4 separate regions of the Homo sapiens genome follow, and all the other regions are linked to region 4. Evidence: chromatin contacts called from ENCODE Hi-C or POLR2A ChIA-PET data. All regions are on one chromosome and are shown on one strand. The core of a region is the stretch at or near the end of the contact, and the rest is flanking DNA. Distances in the headings are between cores, read along the strand shown.

What was found. A loop is a pair of places that touch in the nucleus more often than their neighbours do. ChIA-PET counts read pairs that join two places held with the same protein, here RNA polymerase II (POLR2A). Pooled maps may share reads with other maps.
Region 1: a loop to region 4 is called in a map with no recorded cell type, with 2.8 times the contacts of the local background. The contact joins two enhancer-like sites. A Hi-C loop is called at or near these places in 1 of 37 single-sample maps with no recorded cell type and 7 of 50 pooled maps.
Region 2: a loop to region 4 is called in a pooled map, with 5 times the contacts of the local background. The contact joins two enhancer-like sites. A Hi-C loop is called at or near these places in 3 of 37 single-sample maps with no recorded cell type and 3 of 50 pooled maps.
Region 3: a loop to region 4 is called in a map of IMR-90, with 8 times the contacts of the local background. The contact joins two enhancer-like sites. A Hi-C loop is called at or near these places in 1 of 168 maps with a recorded cell type or tissue (IMR-90), 2 of 37 single-sample maps with no recorded cell type and 4 of 50 pooled maps. POLR2A ChIA-PET finds 5 or more read pairs at or near these places in 1 of 52 experiments (naive thymus-derived CD8-positive, alpha-beta T cell).

Annotation. Positions count from the first base shown.
Region 1 is chr3:72,626,816-72,630,872 of GRCh38, forward strand. The region is part of intron 8 of LOC105377161 (a long non-coding RNA gene); the gene reads right to left. Among named protein-coding and RNA genes, the nearest start is that of RYBP, 180 kb to the left of the region's middle. Within about 2 kb of position 2,581, at least 4 of the 41 ENCODE cell types and tissues checked have a DNase peak (open chromatin) inside an H3K27ac peak, as active enhancers do.
Region 2 is chr3:72,754,431-72,758,590 of GRCh38, forward strand. All of the region lies in intron 10 of SHQ1 (SHQ1, H/ACA ribonucleoprotein assembly factor), which reads right to left. Among named protein-coding and RNA genes, the nearest start is that of SHQ1, 92 kb to the right of the region's middle. Within about 2 kb of position 2,686, at least 3 of the 41 ENCODE cell types and tissues checked have a DNase peak (open chromatin) inside an H3K27ac peak, as active enhancers do.
Region 3 is chr3:72,590,006-72,594,154 of GRCh38, forward strand. All of the region lies in intron 10 of LOC105377161 (a long non-coding RNA gene), which reads right to left. Among named protein-coding and RNA genes, the nearest start is that of RYBP, 150 kb to the left of the region's middle. RefSeq lists an enhancer at 555-1,382. Within about 2 kb of position 1,751, at least 12 of the 41 ENCODE cell types and tissues checked have a DNase peak (open chromatin) inside an H3K27ac peak, as active enhancers do.
Region 4 is chr3:72,268,315-72,271,971 of GRCh38, forward strand. No RefSeq gene overlaps it. Among named protein-coding and RNA genes, the nearest start is that of LINC00870, 120 kb to the left of the region's middle. RefSeq lists enhancers at 694-1,893, 1,756-2,005. Within about 2 kb of position 1,943, at least 14 of the 41 ENCODE cell types and tissues checked have a DNase peak (open chromatin) inside an H3K27ac peak, as active enhancers do.

The sequences.
Region 1 (4,057 bases), core at 1,331-3,830, 360 kb after region 4:
GAGGCCAGGAGTTCAAGATGAGCCTGGGCAACATAGCAAGACCCCACTCCCTGCAAAAGGAAAAAGAGCCAGGCATGGTGGCTCATGCCTGTAATCCCAGCATTTTGAGAAGCCAAGGTGAGAGGATCGCTTGCAGCCAGGAGTTTGAAACCAACTTGTACAATATAGTGAGACCTTGGTCTCTATAAAAAAAAAAATAAAAATTAGCTGGGCATGGTGGCTCCAGTATGTCATTCTAGATACTGGGAAGACTGAGGTGGGAGGATCACTTGGGGCCAGAAGTCTGAGGCTGCAGTGGGCCATGATTGCTGCCCTGCCCTCTACCCTGGGTGACAGAGCAAGACCTTGTCTCAAAAAGACAAACAAACAAAAAACTAAAACCAACCAAACAGACAAAAAAACAAAGACACAAACATACATGTTAGCCTAGGCCTGCACAGGGTCAGGACCATCAAGATGTCACTAGGTGATAGAAATTTTTCAGCTCTATTATAATCTTAGGAGACCACCATCGTATATGCAGTCTATCATTGACTGAAAAGTCGTTGTGTGGCACGTGACTGTATACTCAAAAACAGTAGATAGCTGCATTGGTTTGGGTTTCCTGAGAAGCAGCCCTTGAGACCAGGATCTCAGTGCAGGTGGTTTATTTGGGAGGTGAAACAGAAATGAGTAAGGAAGTGGAGAAATGAGACAGGCAAGAGCAGGCAGTTAATAAAGAGTGAGAAGAGTGAGTTACCACCCCACTACCACTGCCAGCAACTGGGGCTTCATCTCACGGGGATTTTTGCAGGGGCAGGGAGCCTGTAAAGACCCCTAAATTCCTAAACACAGGGAATTCTGTAAACAAATGATAGGATATGCTCTCAACAGAAAATGATGAAAAAACAAAAATAGATAATTTAATAAAAATTATTTATAAGCAATTTTTCACTGTAAACAAAACTTTTACTTATCTGTTCTTCCTCAGATTTCTCCATAGTGAGCACCCACAGATGACTTGTTTGATAAAAATGATAGACATTCCAAAAAACAAAACCAAAAAAGTACAACTCTAAAATATTTTAGGAGAATTTGCTAGGTAAAAAAAATGCTAAGGCAAATCCTGAAAAACAATGCTCCCCTCCAATAAGGGCCTCTTGGTTCCCTAGCTTGTCTTTGATATGAAAATGCAATTTTAAAAGAGGGGTGGAATATTTCCACATAGACAGCTGGCTGAGAGCCAGATGCACCTCTGCCTGATACCAAAGGAAGCCAGGTGTTTGCTGATGCCTGTGGAATCCAGGCACACACCCCCTGGCCACATCTTGTCATCCCAAGATGAGGCACTGCTCCTCAGTGCACCCCAGTCTGCGTGCAGCATCTGAAAAGTCAGGCTGGGGCCATTTGGCCCTGCCCTTCCCATCAGGCCCGCGGCCTTAGCAAGCTGGAGCCTGTTTGCCTAGACCTAGTGGAGTGGAGGCCTCTGCTGAGAGATCTGGAAGATCCTGTTGGGCAGGACCAACTTGATGGATGACCTGCTCATTGCCAAAGGAAGGCGGGGTGAGGGTGCAGATTCTCCTCCCCGAGACACCAAAACGTGCCCCAGGGGACCTTAGAAAATAACTGCTCTTCTCTCATACAGGGGCACAGAGTTGCTTCCTGTCAGATGGCAAATGGTAATCATGGTGGCTTTAAATATTCCCGCACAGCCTGGGGTGCCTGAAAGCATTTCAGAATCATGATGGGCAAAGCTGGAGGATACATTTTCCTTTCTTGTGCACCAGGTACGAAGACTCTCAGCTCCAGGCACAGCAGGAAAGTATGCCAAGTGCCTCTTGGCACTTCTCCTGGAAGCGTAAGGGGTCCCCTCCTTCATTCAGGCACCAACCTCCTTGCTCCCCACCCGCTAACTCTGCTATGGCCAGCCCAAACTTATCTTCTCTCCTGTTCACCCATACATCATCTTCCCTTCCTCTGAAAAACATTCCATCAAAGTTCACATTGCTCATTGCCTAGGGTTCAGCTTAATATTCATGGAGAAAATGATCTAATCAAACTACGTATTAACGAATAAGAACACCTTAATGTACTCAGCCAAAGGTATGAATCTCAAACAGCTGAATTTTACCATTTGGTGGCAGGCCAGTGAGCAGAGGCTTGTTTTGCTGAATGCCTTCCTAAAAAAAATCCCAAACCAGAACACCTAGCAACTGGAAATTGGCACTGCCCACCATAATTTCATAGGGAATATAATCTGTTAGAATGTTAAGGGAACTTGAAGACTACATCATAAAAATAGTAAACATGATTTGAGTAATTTTTATGCTGTACAAATTATCTTTTTTTAATCCATGCAATAGATATTCTCACCCCATTTTATAGATGCAGAAGCTGTGGCTTAGAGAGGTTAAGTAACCTTCCTATGACCACACTGCAACGGAGGAAGTTGAGATCTGAACCCTGAAAGCCTGGCTTTAGTTTGAACTCTTCTATGCATTACTGTCTTCCACTTCTTTTTGCAGCCTAGAACACTGAGATTGTATGAGGATTGGAGATACAGAGACTGATGAGTGAATGAGCAAGGCCAGAATCTTCCTACTTCTTGGCACTAGTTCTCTTTTATCAGAAAACAGGAAGTGCAATTCTATGAGTCACAGAGGTCAGAAGCAGGTAGGGAGAGCCTGACAATTACTTCTAACTAATTGGTATTCAATGTCTTTTAACCATGGCAACCTTTGTTCAAGTGAGATCTTACTTGGAAGTCCAATATATTCTGCAGATAAAAGTGAGTTCCTCGGGTTAAAGGTGCGAGAGGATAGCCCAAACTTTAATCTTGAACCTACAGTGGCCCCTGTGGCTTTTCCATGGAAGCCCTAGGCCTTGAGAAGCAGATCTGGAAAATCACTCCTTGTTGTTGATTGCAAAAATTGCCAAAATGCATTGCAGCTTCTCCCATCAAGAGGCAGAGCTATTTTCTCTACTCCCAGAACTGGGGTGGGCCTTGTGACTTGCTTTGACAGAATGCAGCAAAAGTGACATGGCGCCAGTTCTCAGTTGACGCCTCAAGAGACTTCATGCTCTTCTGTGCTTGCTCTTGGAACCCTTCCACCACCAAGTGAGCAAGCCCAGGTTGGCCTGCTGGACGGTGACAACCTCAGTCATCTCAGCCCAGCTCTCATTGTGCGAGAGCAGGATGGCCTGCTGGATGGCGACAGCCCCAGTCATCTCAGCTGAGACCGTCGCAAGCCAACCTGGCAGCTGATCATGCCCATCTGAGACCAGACCAGCCCAGTACAGACCCAAAGGACTGCCTGGCTGAGGCTGGCCAAATTGCTGACCTACACAATTGTGAGCTAAAGGTGAGTAAATGATGTTTTAAGCTATCAAGTTTTGGAGTCATTTGCTTTGCAGCAATAACTAATGGATATAGTTCCCTAATAGAAGAATCTCAAAATGACACCAAGGTCTTCCCCTCCGGTCTCCAAATGTGGAGGAATGGCACAGCAAGGAGTCCCTCCCCAGACATCCCCTATCCCCAATCCTAACCCAAGGCCCCCAAATCCACCTCTGCCTTAGGATGTAATGGGCAAAGGAGAGGCATCCCCAGCTGCCCTTATTCCAAACAGAATGACAATCACAGAGGGGAAATGAAAGACTCCTTTACATGATCCTACAAGAGCCAAACTTCCATCTAAAGAATTCAGTTGGAAATCCACTTGTGTGCAGCTGTTTCCTGCAAGTGCTTCAAGGCTTGTGGCATCCTCAAAGCCAGGGGTTGGGGGAGAAGCAGAAGGAAGAAGGGGAGAGGGCCTTAAAGGTTAAACCTGGCACATTAAAGCTGCTCAGAAAACACCAAAAAAATGTAAATGAACATTTTTAGCTGCAGTGGGAGAAAGGCAGCCCCGAGGCCGGGGGTTGATCTTTCAGAGTATCGGGCACACCGCAAAGCTGTCTCCATTTATTTACTTCTAATTGAAAGCTGGCGTGCTGAGGGTTACTCCACCCAGGCGTGAAGCGTAGCCATCCGTGAAAGATTTCCCAAGACCTCTCCCTCTGCAGAAGCATCCTTCATGTG
Region 2 (4,160 bases), core at 1,436-3,935, 490 kb after region 4:
GAGTGCAACAGCACGATCTCGGCTCACCACAACCTTCACTTCCTGGGTTCAAGAGATTCTCCTGCCTCCGCCTCCCGAGTAGCTGGAATTACAGACATGAGCCACCATGCCCGACTAATTTTATATTTTTAGTAGAGACAGGGTTTTTCCATGTTGGTCAGGCTGGTCTTGAACTCCCGACCTCAGGTGATCTGCCCGCCTAGGCCTTCCAAAGTGCTGGGATTACAGGCATGAGCCACTGCACCTGGCCAAAGTGTCCTTTCTTAAGGCCACATTCTTTACTTCTTCCTAACTTGAGCTCCACTCAGCATCTTCCAACTGAGCAAGTTCTGACTTGCACAAAGCCCAGAATCCTCCAAAGGAACTGTGACTAATATATTTAGCTTAACAATGTTAAATGAAGTATACATATAAGCATCATCTATGGAGGTTTAGAAAACAAGGGTAAAATTTGAATCATTTTTGTGAATATTGCTGAATATATTAAACATGCCAATTCTCAAGTTGATATTATTTGGATCTTTGTTATTGTCTACTATACAGATATTGTGTCCTGTCTTTTATAACAGTAGAAATGTGGAATTCCAAAGCTCCTCCCCTAGAATCCTGGCTCTTCTCAGAAAGCATACCCCACACACAGGGGGACTGAAAGTAACAAGTGTAACAGGCAGAAAAGTGGTGAAGCTGAGTCCAGGGGCCCAAACAGGAACTCCTGCCTGTAACCAGCTGATGCGAACTTTTATCCTTCAGGAAAAAGTTTTTCACTTTCGGCATTATATTATGTTTAAAATTACCAGGTTATACAATAAGTTGATGGATGGATGGATGGATGGATAGATGGATAGATGGATGGATGGATGGATGGATGGATAGATGGATGGATGATAGATAGATAGACAGATAAATTGATTTTTGATCCTTTGCCAAGCTTCATTTCTATTTTATTATCCCACCTTTAATACCTCAAGCTGGCTAGCTTCCTAAATTAATACTAAAGTTCTGAAAGAAACTTTAATAAAAGAAACATTCTGAACTCTCTCCCATTCTTAAAGAATGCTAGGATAAAAACTGATTAAAATTTCAAAATAGCATTGGTGTAGAATGTGCCCCAGTAGTCTGAGGAATTAAAGTTGGGTTTGTTTTTATTCAATTACTTAGCACAGATAACCTAGCAATCACTGTTCACAAAAAGGGAAATTATTCCTGTAGGGAAAAAAAATTAAGCCATGAAAGAGTAGCTGTTTTGTTTTTTTCAACCACTAGTACAATTAGAGTTGGTTCTAATCTGCCACTCCTTGTCAATTACACAATCTACTTTTGTAACAGACTTACCTTTTCAGAAAGCAGCTCACTTAAGGTAGGTAGTAGTTTTTCTCTGTCGTACTCAAAACTGACTAGGCTAGTTCATGTCCAAAAGCTTGGTCAAATGGCATTATTAGATAACCACTCTTACAAACATCAGGTACTATTTATTTCTTTATTTAGAGACAGGTTCTCGCTTTATTGCCTGGGCTCTGGAGTGCAGTGGTGCAATCAGCGCTCCCTGTAGCTTTGACCTCCTGGGCAAAAGTGATCCTCCCACCTCAGCCTCCTGAGTAGCTGGGACTACAGGCACATGCCACCACACCCAGCTAATTTTTATATTTTTTGTAAAGACAGGTTCTCCCTATGTTGCCCAGGCTGGTCTCCAACTCCTGGGCTCAAGTGATCCTCCCACCTTGGCTTTCCCAGAGTTCTGTGATTACAGGCATGAGCGGCAGCCCTGGGCATGGTACATTTTGATACTCTCAACAAACACATAGGCTGAGTTACTAGTTATAGTATATGTTTTTTGTTTGTCTGGTTAGGTTTTTCTTGAGACAGACTCTCACTCTGCCTTCCAGTCTGGAGTGTGGAGTGCAGTGGAGCGATCTCAGCTCACTGCAACCTCCACCTCCCTGGTTCAAGTGATTCTCCTGCATCAGCCTCCCGAGTAGCTGGGATTACAGGCATGCGCCACCACGCCCGGCTAATTTTTGTTATTTTTAGTAGAGATGGGGTTTTGCCATGTTGGCCAGGCTGGTCTCAAACTCCTGACCTCACAGTGATCCACCCACCTTGGTCTCTCAAAGTGCTGGGGATTACAGGAGTAAGCCACCATGCCTGGCTAGTTACATGTTTTATATCTAAGTGAGGATCACCTACCTGTTAAGAATATATTTATTATAGAATGAAGAGACGCTGCATTTAAAAGAGACAATTGGATACCACTGCTGTCATATTTTAATAAAACCACACTCAAAATAGATTTTTCTTAGAAAGTTACTGGAAATGTAATCCTACAATGTAACTTAAAAAAGACCTTTCATTCTTTCTGCATATGTGAAATAATATCCTATTTGGAGAATTTCTCTTTAAAGACTGCAGACAAGTTATGCTACATGTAACTACCACGAAAGAGTAATTGCAACAGCAGAAAGTACTTGCCTTTACTATGGCTAAGCTGATACAAAATTTCCTCAATTATTTTACATTTGGTGACTGTAGGAGGGGGAAAGCCTCCGCAGCCTTATGAAGCAACCAAAACAAAATGCAAAAGGAGCCTGAAATGTAGGGGCAGGGGGAACTGGGTATAAATGGAAAGCATACATCCTGTTTTTTTGCTGTAGAGTTTTGTCTCAAACTATCAATCAACTTTTCACCACTTCCTGCAATAGCAGGTCTACTATAAATCTCAGAGTAACCGACTAGGTTTCATTTCCTCTGCCCAAACCTAGAAGCCTGCCAGGCATGACATACTGAGACTAGAGCCCACAATTGATCACAGAGGACAAGACTCCAGTGAGGCAATTCCAGACAGTTCAAACTGGATGCTTACTGGCTAACTCGGCCTTTTAATTTCATAGCATACAAAACACACAATCTCAGGTTCTATCTGGGACCAAACAGTAGATCAAATTTCTTCTCTTTCCTTTTTTTTTTTTTTTTTTGAAAGATGGGGTCTCACTGCATTGCCCAGGCTGGAGACCAGTAGTCAAAGGAGCAGTAATACCACAATACAATGTTGAACTACTGGCCTCAGCAGCCCTCCTGCCTCAGCTTCCCAAGTAGGTGGAACTACGGGTACGTGCCACTGAGCCCGGCTTCAACTTTCTGAAGGGCATTTACTGCACATCAATGGTAGACTGGATAAAGAAAATGTGGTACATATACACCATGGAATACCATGCAGCCATAAAAGGAACAGGATCATGTCCTTTGTAGCAACATGGATGGAGCTGGAGGCCATTTTCCTTAGCAAACTAATGCAGGAACAGAAAACCAATTACCGCATGTTGTCACTTGTAAGTGGGAGCTAAATGATAAGAACACATGGACACATAGAGGGGAACAACACACACCAGGGCCTATCAGAGGGTGGAGGATAGGTAGAGGGAGATGATCAGGAAAAACAACTAATAAGTACTAGGCTTAATACCTGGGTGGTGAAAATAATCTGTACATCAAACTCCCATGACACAAGTTTACCTATATAACAAACCTGCACGTGTCCCTGAACTTAAAAGTTAAATTTTTTTAAAAGGGCTTTTATGATAATGACATATCATAATTCCTCTCTATTGAAAAGAACCAGTTCCATACTTTAGGTTCCTTGGCCCAAAACACATGTATGTAGCCTGATCTAAAGGTAATGCACTGGCTTTAAGTAGAAGTTGCTGGTGAAATTCCTATCTTGAATCTGAGAGCCGCCAAGAAAAACAAATACCAATGGATGCACAGAGGAACCTGAAGCTGTCTCTTCTTATTCTATAACAGTGAGAAGCACTTCCAGCGCAGCCATTAACAAAAACATTCAATCTCTAAGAACAAGAAACGACTAACTTAACACAAGGAAGGCTGCAAGCTAAAGAGTTATTTAAACCATATCTAGTTTGGGCCAATAACACAACTTCTCATACAAATTTCAACTGGTTTTTATGCCATTTCGTGGGCATAGGCTCTGAGAAACATCATCTAGTCCATGGATCAGCAGAATCATTTTCTGAAAACTCCCTGTATTAGTTTCCTAAGGCTGCCATAACAAACCACCAAAAACTGGTAGCAGAAAACAAAATATATAAATTTATTTTTCACAGCTCCTGAGGCTACTATTTTTTCTTTTTTTTTTTTTTTTTTCCGAG
Region 3 (4,149 bases), core at 501-3,000, 320 kb after region 4:
GATGAACTGAAGTCTTTCTGGCTCTAAAACAACATAAAATGCCCCTTGAGAGGCATTATCTTATCTTAACCTCCAGTAACCCTTACAGCTCTTTGCACAGGGCTAAGAACCCAGTAAAGAATCCAAAACTGCTTCCTGATTGAGGAGCCTGAACGATGAGGAGCTTCTTAGACCCACAGAATAACAAGGCTTTTTTTCTTTGTTTGTGTTTTTGAGACTGAGTCTCACTCTATTGCCCAGGCTGGAGTGCAGTGGCGTGATCTCGGCTCACTGCAACTTTGGCCTCCTGGGTACAAGCGATTCTCTTGCCTCAGCCTCCTGAGTAGCTGGGACTACAGGTGAACACCACCACGCCTGGCTAATTTTTTTATTTTTAGTAGAGACAGGGTTTCACCATGTTGGCCAGACTTGCCTCAAACTCCTGACCTCAGATGATCCGCCTGCCTCGGCTTCCCAAAGTGCTGGGATTACAGGCGTGAGCCACCATGCCAAGCCAATAACAAGCTTTTAAATGTGCCTCCCTTCTCCATGATAGCAGGTGCGATCACCTAGTTTCTGAATACATTCATGAGTGTCTCGACCCCTTTTTACCTTATCACCTCTTGGACTTGTTTGAAAAGAGGAAAACAGGCCCACAGTCAACGACGGCTTCCTGTCATGAAGCTGAGGCCAGAACTGGAGTTGCTACTCTTGGTCTTCAGCAAAAATTCAAATGCCCATGCAATCCTTTTTTTCCCCTCCATGAAATTCCCCTAACTCGGTTAAAGAAAAAAAGTCAGTCAATTTACATGGTAACAGAAAAGGACAGGGCCTGGTATAAAATATTCCCCCATCTGCACCGGAGGGCACGGCCTACACGCTTCAAGAGCACAGCGGAGGCCCCGGGGATTTGTTTTTCTTTCCCTGACCCGGGGACTCTGATCTCTCACTTAACCTCTGACCTCTTCAATTCAGATAACAGGGAACTGGCAGCTGGGTTGGGGGCAGCTCTGAATGCCACTGGACTCCGCCTGGGTTCATTCTGGCCATGGAGACAGAACAAAGGGAGGTGGCCCTTCCCCGTGAAGCACCCCAGGGCGGCAGGCAGTCCTGTGGGGGCCCCTGCTCAGGTGCCCACCCCGGGGAGCATAGAGGGTTACCTCATTACAGCTAATGCCATTTAGAGCCTACTTTGTGCGGACAGGAAAAAAAATTAAAGCAACATCAATACCTTGATTTGACTCCATTTAAAAACTTCAGACTGAAATAGGCCTCAGCAAAGATCCATGCCCCTCCCTGCAGAGAGGCCTTTTTCCTCCCTACCTTAGGCCTCATTTAAAACAGGGCTATAGTCTGCATTTTAACAGCAGCTATTTAGAGGTGGGTATGAGCCACTTGTTTGAAATTGAATCAGCCATTTTTATTAAGCCATATATTTTCATTCTTGCCGGTGACGCTGGGAGACGATTTTCCAGCCTCTCTGTTTTGCTTTCCAGTGTATTTTCATTGGGAGGAGAGCTGCAAATCCAGGCCCTGCAACCTCCAATTACCCTGCTCCAACCCCATGCTGCTGGGTTGGACCCAACTCTTCACAGCAACCTCAGAAACAATGAATTTTAACCCCCGCACCCGCAACACCAAAACAAATTCCTTCCTAAATAAGGAGCCCGTTGGCTCCTTCCTAGCTGAATTCCCAGCCCCCATCTCCCAACTCCAGTTTCCAGTTTTGTGGCTGCCGCTGCTCCTGCTTGCTGGTGACTTGGCAGCTCAGCAGTGACCACCCACGGTCGTGCCCCAGGGCTGGATGACTACTTAATCTCTGCTAGGAGTTTGGCAAGAGGCTATTCACTGCCTTTAGACAATTAGACATCTCGAGGGACAGACATTTTTTTGGAGCCTCTAGTTCCCAGCTGCATGTGGGTGGGCCTTTTATTCATTCATTCATTCATTCACTGATACATTCATTCACTCACTTATTTATTCTTTCGTTTATTCATTGATTGCTTTGGAACAGCACCTGACACAGAAGGATGACAGCATGTCAGTAGCTGTCATTCATATCCACAGCCAACATTTATCAGGGACCTCCTACTATGTACCAGGAACTGAAGATGAAATAAATAAAACCCAGCCTCTGCCTTCGTGAGATCATACTATCAGAATGTGGTTTTGCACATTGGGATCACTCGGGGAGCTTTTAAGAAAAGCCTATACTAGGCCCCACCCGCAGAGATTCCGATGTGATTAGTCCATGGTGGGGCCAAGGTATCTGCATTTTGTAAAGGCTTCCACATGTTTCTAACGTGCAACCAGGGCTGAAAGCCACGGCTCAAGAAGGAAGGGCAGATAAGGAGACAGCTCTGCCCCAGGGTGAGGAGGGCAAGAGTAAAGTTCTGTGGATGCAAGGAGAGATGGACTCTAACCCTGCCTGAGGTCAGGAAGGCTTTCTAGAGGAAGGAGGCCTGAAGACAGAAGTCAGCATGGGATGGGCCAAGGTACTGGGAAAGGAGAAAGGGGGAGAAGATTCCAGGAGATGGGAACAGCACAGCAATGGCCTGGGTTGAAGGCAAGCATTGCACGTAGGACAATTTCCGATGATTGCATATGGCTGGAGTTGTGTGTGAGAGAAGGGAGCAGGGGATGGAGGAGACAGCTGGCCGAGCAACCCTGCTAAGGGACTAACAGGGTGTTTTGTCATCCATGTAAGGGGTTCAAACACTGCCTAAAAGCAATAGGGAGCAGAGGAGGGAAATGATTAATTTTGCATTTTATTTTATTATTTTTAAATTAATTTACTTATGTATTTTTGAGACGGAGACTCGCTCTGTCACCCAGGCTGGAGTGCAGTGGTATGATCTCGGCTCACTGCAACTTCCGCCTCCTGGGTTCAAGCGATTCTTGTGCCTCAGCCTCTCGAGTAGTTGGGATGACAGGTGCATGCCACCACACCCAGCTAATTTTTTTTGTATTTTTAGTAGAGACGGGGTCTCCCTAGGTTGCCCAGGTTGGTCTCAAACTCCTGGCTCAAGTGATGCACCCGCCTCAGCCTCCCAAAGTGCTGGAATTACAGGCATGAGCCACCACGCCCAGCCAATTTTGCATTTTAGAAAACTCCTGGCCGGGCGCAATGGCTCACGCCTGTAATCCCAGCACTCTGGGAGGCCGAGGCAGGCAGATCACGAGGTCAGGAGATCAGGACCATGCTGGCTAACATGGTGAAACCCCGTCTCTACTAAAAAAAATACAAAGAAATTAGCCAGGCGTGGTGGTGGGTGCCTGTAGTCCCAGCTACTCAGGAGGCTGAGGCAAGAGAAGGGCGTGAACCTGGGAGGCGGAGCTTGCAGTGAGCCGAGATCATGGTGCCATTGCACTCCATCCTGGGCAAAAGAGCGAAACTCTGTCTCAAAAAAAAAAAAAAAGAAAAGAAAACTCCTTCAGCTGTAGAATGGACTAGAGCGCAGCCAGACAGGAAGCCAGGTGAGAAATGACAATGACTGGACGCAGGGATGTATCAGTTTAACTTAGGCTGGGCTCCCCTACACCTTGAGATAGTCTAGAAAAGGAGTCAGAATTGTCCCACCTAAGGAATGAAGAAACTGGTGTATTTGCCCACAGACCCCTGTCTGGTGTTGGTCCAGGGCCTCTCCTGGAGGCATCAATGCCCCAGCATCCTGGCCTGCCCACCCCACTCCCACAGGCATGCTCCTGGCCAAAGCAAGCTCCCTGGCAGAGAATGACAGGCACCTACAAGGACACCATCCCTGGCTGTGGGAACAGTGGTGCCCAGGGCACATGTACAAGGCTGCAGCAGAGGCTGTGACTAGGTCTTTACCCAGTGATGGAGGGCATGAGAGACTGAGGCCAGGAAGAGGCTGGTGAGTGTGGTGAGATTGACAGGTGCAGATGGAAATGAGGAGGCAAGGGTTGCCATCAAAAGGAGGATGGCAACCCTCCAGCACGCTGACTGAGGGCACGAGCAAGTGAAACCTTTAATCCCCAGGGTCAGATCAGCACAAATACAGCCATGTGCCGGCCAACAACCTTCTGAGCATCCATGCAGGGCAGGATCATGGGATTCTGGTTGTTTGAGCTGCATGGACTTTTGGTTTCCAGGAGAGAAGAATTTGCAGTATTTGTAGGAGGCTTGGCTTTAGGCACATAAAAAGGCCT
Region 4 (3,657 bases), core at 693-3,192:
AGAACGCTATGGGCCGAATTTTTCTCCAAAAATTCACACGGTGAAGTCTTAACTCCCAGTACTTCAGAATGTTTCTGTATTTAGACATAGGGTCTTTAAAGAGGTAGTAAGATTAAATGAGGTCAAATAAGTGGGCCCTAAAGCACGTGACTGTCCGCACTTGGAGATAGGGCCTTCAAAGTAGGGCAGGCCCTAATCCACCTAATCCAATCTGACCAGTGTCCTTATAAGAAAAGGAAAATTGAATGCAGGATGAGAAGGCAGGGGTGCATGCACACAGAGGGGAGATCATGTGAGGACACAGTGAGAAGGTGGCCGAATGCAAGCCAAGATGAGAGGCCTCAAAATGAAACCAAACCTGCAGGCACCTTACTTGGACTTCTGGCCTCCAGAATCATGAGAAATACATTTCTGTTGTGTCAGCCACCCAGTCTATGGCATTTTGTGATAGTAGCCCTAGCACACTAATACAGAGGACTGTATTGTTCAATTAAGGGTGAATTTTCTTGTTGCAGGAGTTGAGAAACAAACCAACCAATCAGAGAACTGACCCTGAAAGAGTAAATCTTTTCCCAGAGAACAGGACTCTCTAGGCATGAGTGAGATACAAATAGTCTTTTCTGCCTCCTCTTCTTCCCAAGAACTGATAAGGTTGAAAGAAAAGAACTCATCCAGGGAGAGAGGGAGTAAAGGATTCTGCTACAACAGCGACACACCAGCATCATCCTGGGAGACCACCTGCTGATGGCCCAGGCCCAGATGTGAGCTCTTCCCAGGCCTGGACACCCCTACTCCCACCTGCTCACCCTCACTAAGCCACAGGTTCTTTCCCATCTTATAACTGCTCCCTGGAACATTCGGCAGCCAGAGTTAGCTAATCCAATCAGTTTAAAGGCGTTTTGCATAAGCCTGATCATAACCCTCACCTGAGCAGTGTTAAAATAAGCAGGCTCCCTGGATCCTCCCCTGGAGATTCTGATTCAGTGGGTTATTTTGAACACATTGTCCAGAAAATTCCAGTGGAGGTGCATTCGGAAAACATTAGACTAATGCCGCTTAGCAGGATGGCCTCTTTTCTGGAACCAGGGCCTTTGAATGGTGGGGCTCTTTGAAACCCATGAGAGTGCCTCTGCAGCACTGCTCTCTGAGTGACCCTGATGTGTGACCCCTGACAGAGCCATTCAGATGAAGGCTAGCGTGGATATATGGTGACCTCCCTGGGCCAGCCTAAGCCACCCTCAGCAAGGACTAAGGAATGGAAATTCCAGGATGCTGGCTGTAGTCACATGGAAAGCAGTACTTTCTGACCATCAGAGCCACTGTGAAACAACAGAATGTGGCCCTTGGGAGGAAGGGAGTTCCCCATACTTGGAGAAACCCAATGATCAAAGGATGAGCTTTGTCAAAGGAAATTGTACCTTTTACTTGACTCAGATGCCCGATAGATGCTTCCTGGAAGGACAAGAGGGTTGTTTAGAGCCTCACTACTCAAAGTGCGGACCACAGGCCAGCAGCATGAGCCTCACTAGGAGCTTTTAAAGACCTCTAACATCAACTTCATGTCCTAAAATTCCAGCCACCTTGATTCAAGGTTAGGCCCTGGCATAAAGACCCTTAAAATCTCCCCAGTTTATTCTAATGTAAAGCCAGGATTAAAAGCCAGAGAGAGCCAGAGACCCCAAGGGTACCATCTAACTAAGATAACAAGAATCTCTGGCTGGGCTGGTGGGGAATAAACTTGTGAGAGAAGGGAAGAAACATTTGTGAAAAGCTGCAGTCTCTTTTTCACTTTCTTTTCTGCTTACTTCAGCAGGAATTTGTCTCCCAGCTGCCAAAAGCAAAATGACTCAGAGAAGTGACATGACCTGCTCAAGGTCACTCCGTGGATGATGCAAGACTAGCAGGCAAGAATATCTTTGGATTCCTGCTCCGGGGCGTGACGACATCCCGGGCCACTGGGGTGGGGCTGCAAAGTATTAAAAAAAAGGAAGAAGACAAGTTTCCCACCCCTAGATACAGCCTGGCAGTTAAAGCAAGTCAAAATCAAAGTACAGCAGACATAGACATTGTAATAAACTTGTCTTGAGTGCTTACGCGTATATGCTAACCACTGCATTTTCTTTATGTGTGTCACATCATTTCATCTCTGGAACAATCTCATGAGAGACTGTTAGGTCCTATTATTAACTCATGTTTTACTCATGAGGACACTGAGGCTCAGAGTGGTGCAGTAATTTGCCCAAGGTAGCACAGCTTGTAGGTATGATAGCAGAGCCGAGATGCAAACTCAAATTCAAGAACCCAAACACCTAAGCACCGTGGACCACTGCTCTTGCCTAAAAACAGGAAGCACAGAGTGAGGGGGACCTCTGTGAAGGCTGACAGACTTAGGAAAGGCTTCCTGGGGGAAGATGCCTTTCTCTGAGCTTGGCTAGAATGGGTCAAAAAAGAGTAGGTGTGCGGGGCAGAGGTGAGGCTGGGGATGGGGAGCAACAGGCATCAAAACTGAGTGCAATCTAGGATTTAAAATTCAGGTATTCATAGCTGGCATGGTGGCAGGTGCCTGTAATCCCAGCTACTCGGGAGCATGAGACATGACACCCACTGGAACAGAGGTTGCAGTGAGCCGAGATTACGCCACTGCCCTCCAGCCTGGGCAACAGAGGGAGACTCCGCCTCAAAAAAAAAATTAAAAATTAAACAAAATCCAGCTATTGGAGGAAAGGGTGGGCTGGTAAGCCCTTTGGCAGAAAGAAGAGGCAGTTTTTGCTCTGAAGCCCTAGAGAAAATGAATTGCTGAAAAGCAGGGATGGAATAAAATGTGTCCCCTTTAGACTGCTGGATGGGTTCTGAGGTCCTGTGAGAGAGGCAGGCAGGGAGACAAGGAGCTGAGGAAGTTGTAGAAGACCCTGGGAGATGCAGGCTTGAGGAGCTTCTTCAAAGAGCCTAACCCCAGCCACCTATGTTGGGCCCAAGCTTGGCGCTGCCCACGAGTTCTGTGGTCTATTTTCATTATCATCCCACTTTACTCTTCTTACTTTGAAGGGAGGCCAGGCTAGAAAGGAAACCAGGCTCAGATGGGGTCAATGTGCTTGTCCAAGGCCACTTAGCTGAGAGGAGCCCAGCCAAGATGGGAACCCGCTTCTGCCTGACCCAACGCCCATCTCACGCGTTGAGGAAATGAGACTTCCTGCAAGGCATGGCAGAGAAAACATGTACTGTTCTCTGCTCCTTCCTGAGAATAACTCACATGCCAGCAAATAAATTTCTAAAAAGTCATAAATAAGCCTGCAAGGTAAAAAAGAAAAGGGAGAAATGCAAGAAGAGATGTCCAAATACATACGTGTGTGTGTGTGTGTGTGTGTGTGTGCATGTATGTATTTGGAGGCTGAAAACAGGTTGGATGAACTAATGTATCAAAGCTGAAAGCTGAACCAAGACAAAGGGGAAACAATGGGAAGCAAAGTGAACTGGGTCCCAGAACCCCAGAAAACCTCAAGAATTCATCAGCTCTGAATAAAAAGTGCTGGGTGGGCTGGAAGCAAGAGGATTGCTTTAAAAATCTTTAAAAATAAAATCTAGATCTCCAGGTTCCTTCCTCAACGCCAGGCAGCAAGGTGACTACCCCTCCTCCAATCCCACAGAAGAAAAGAAGTT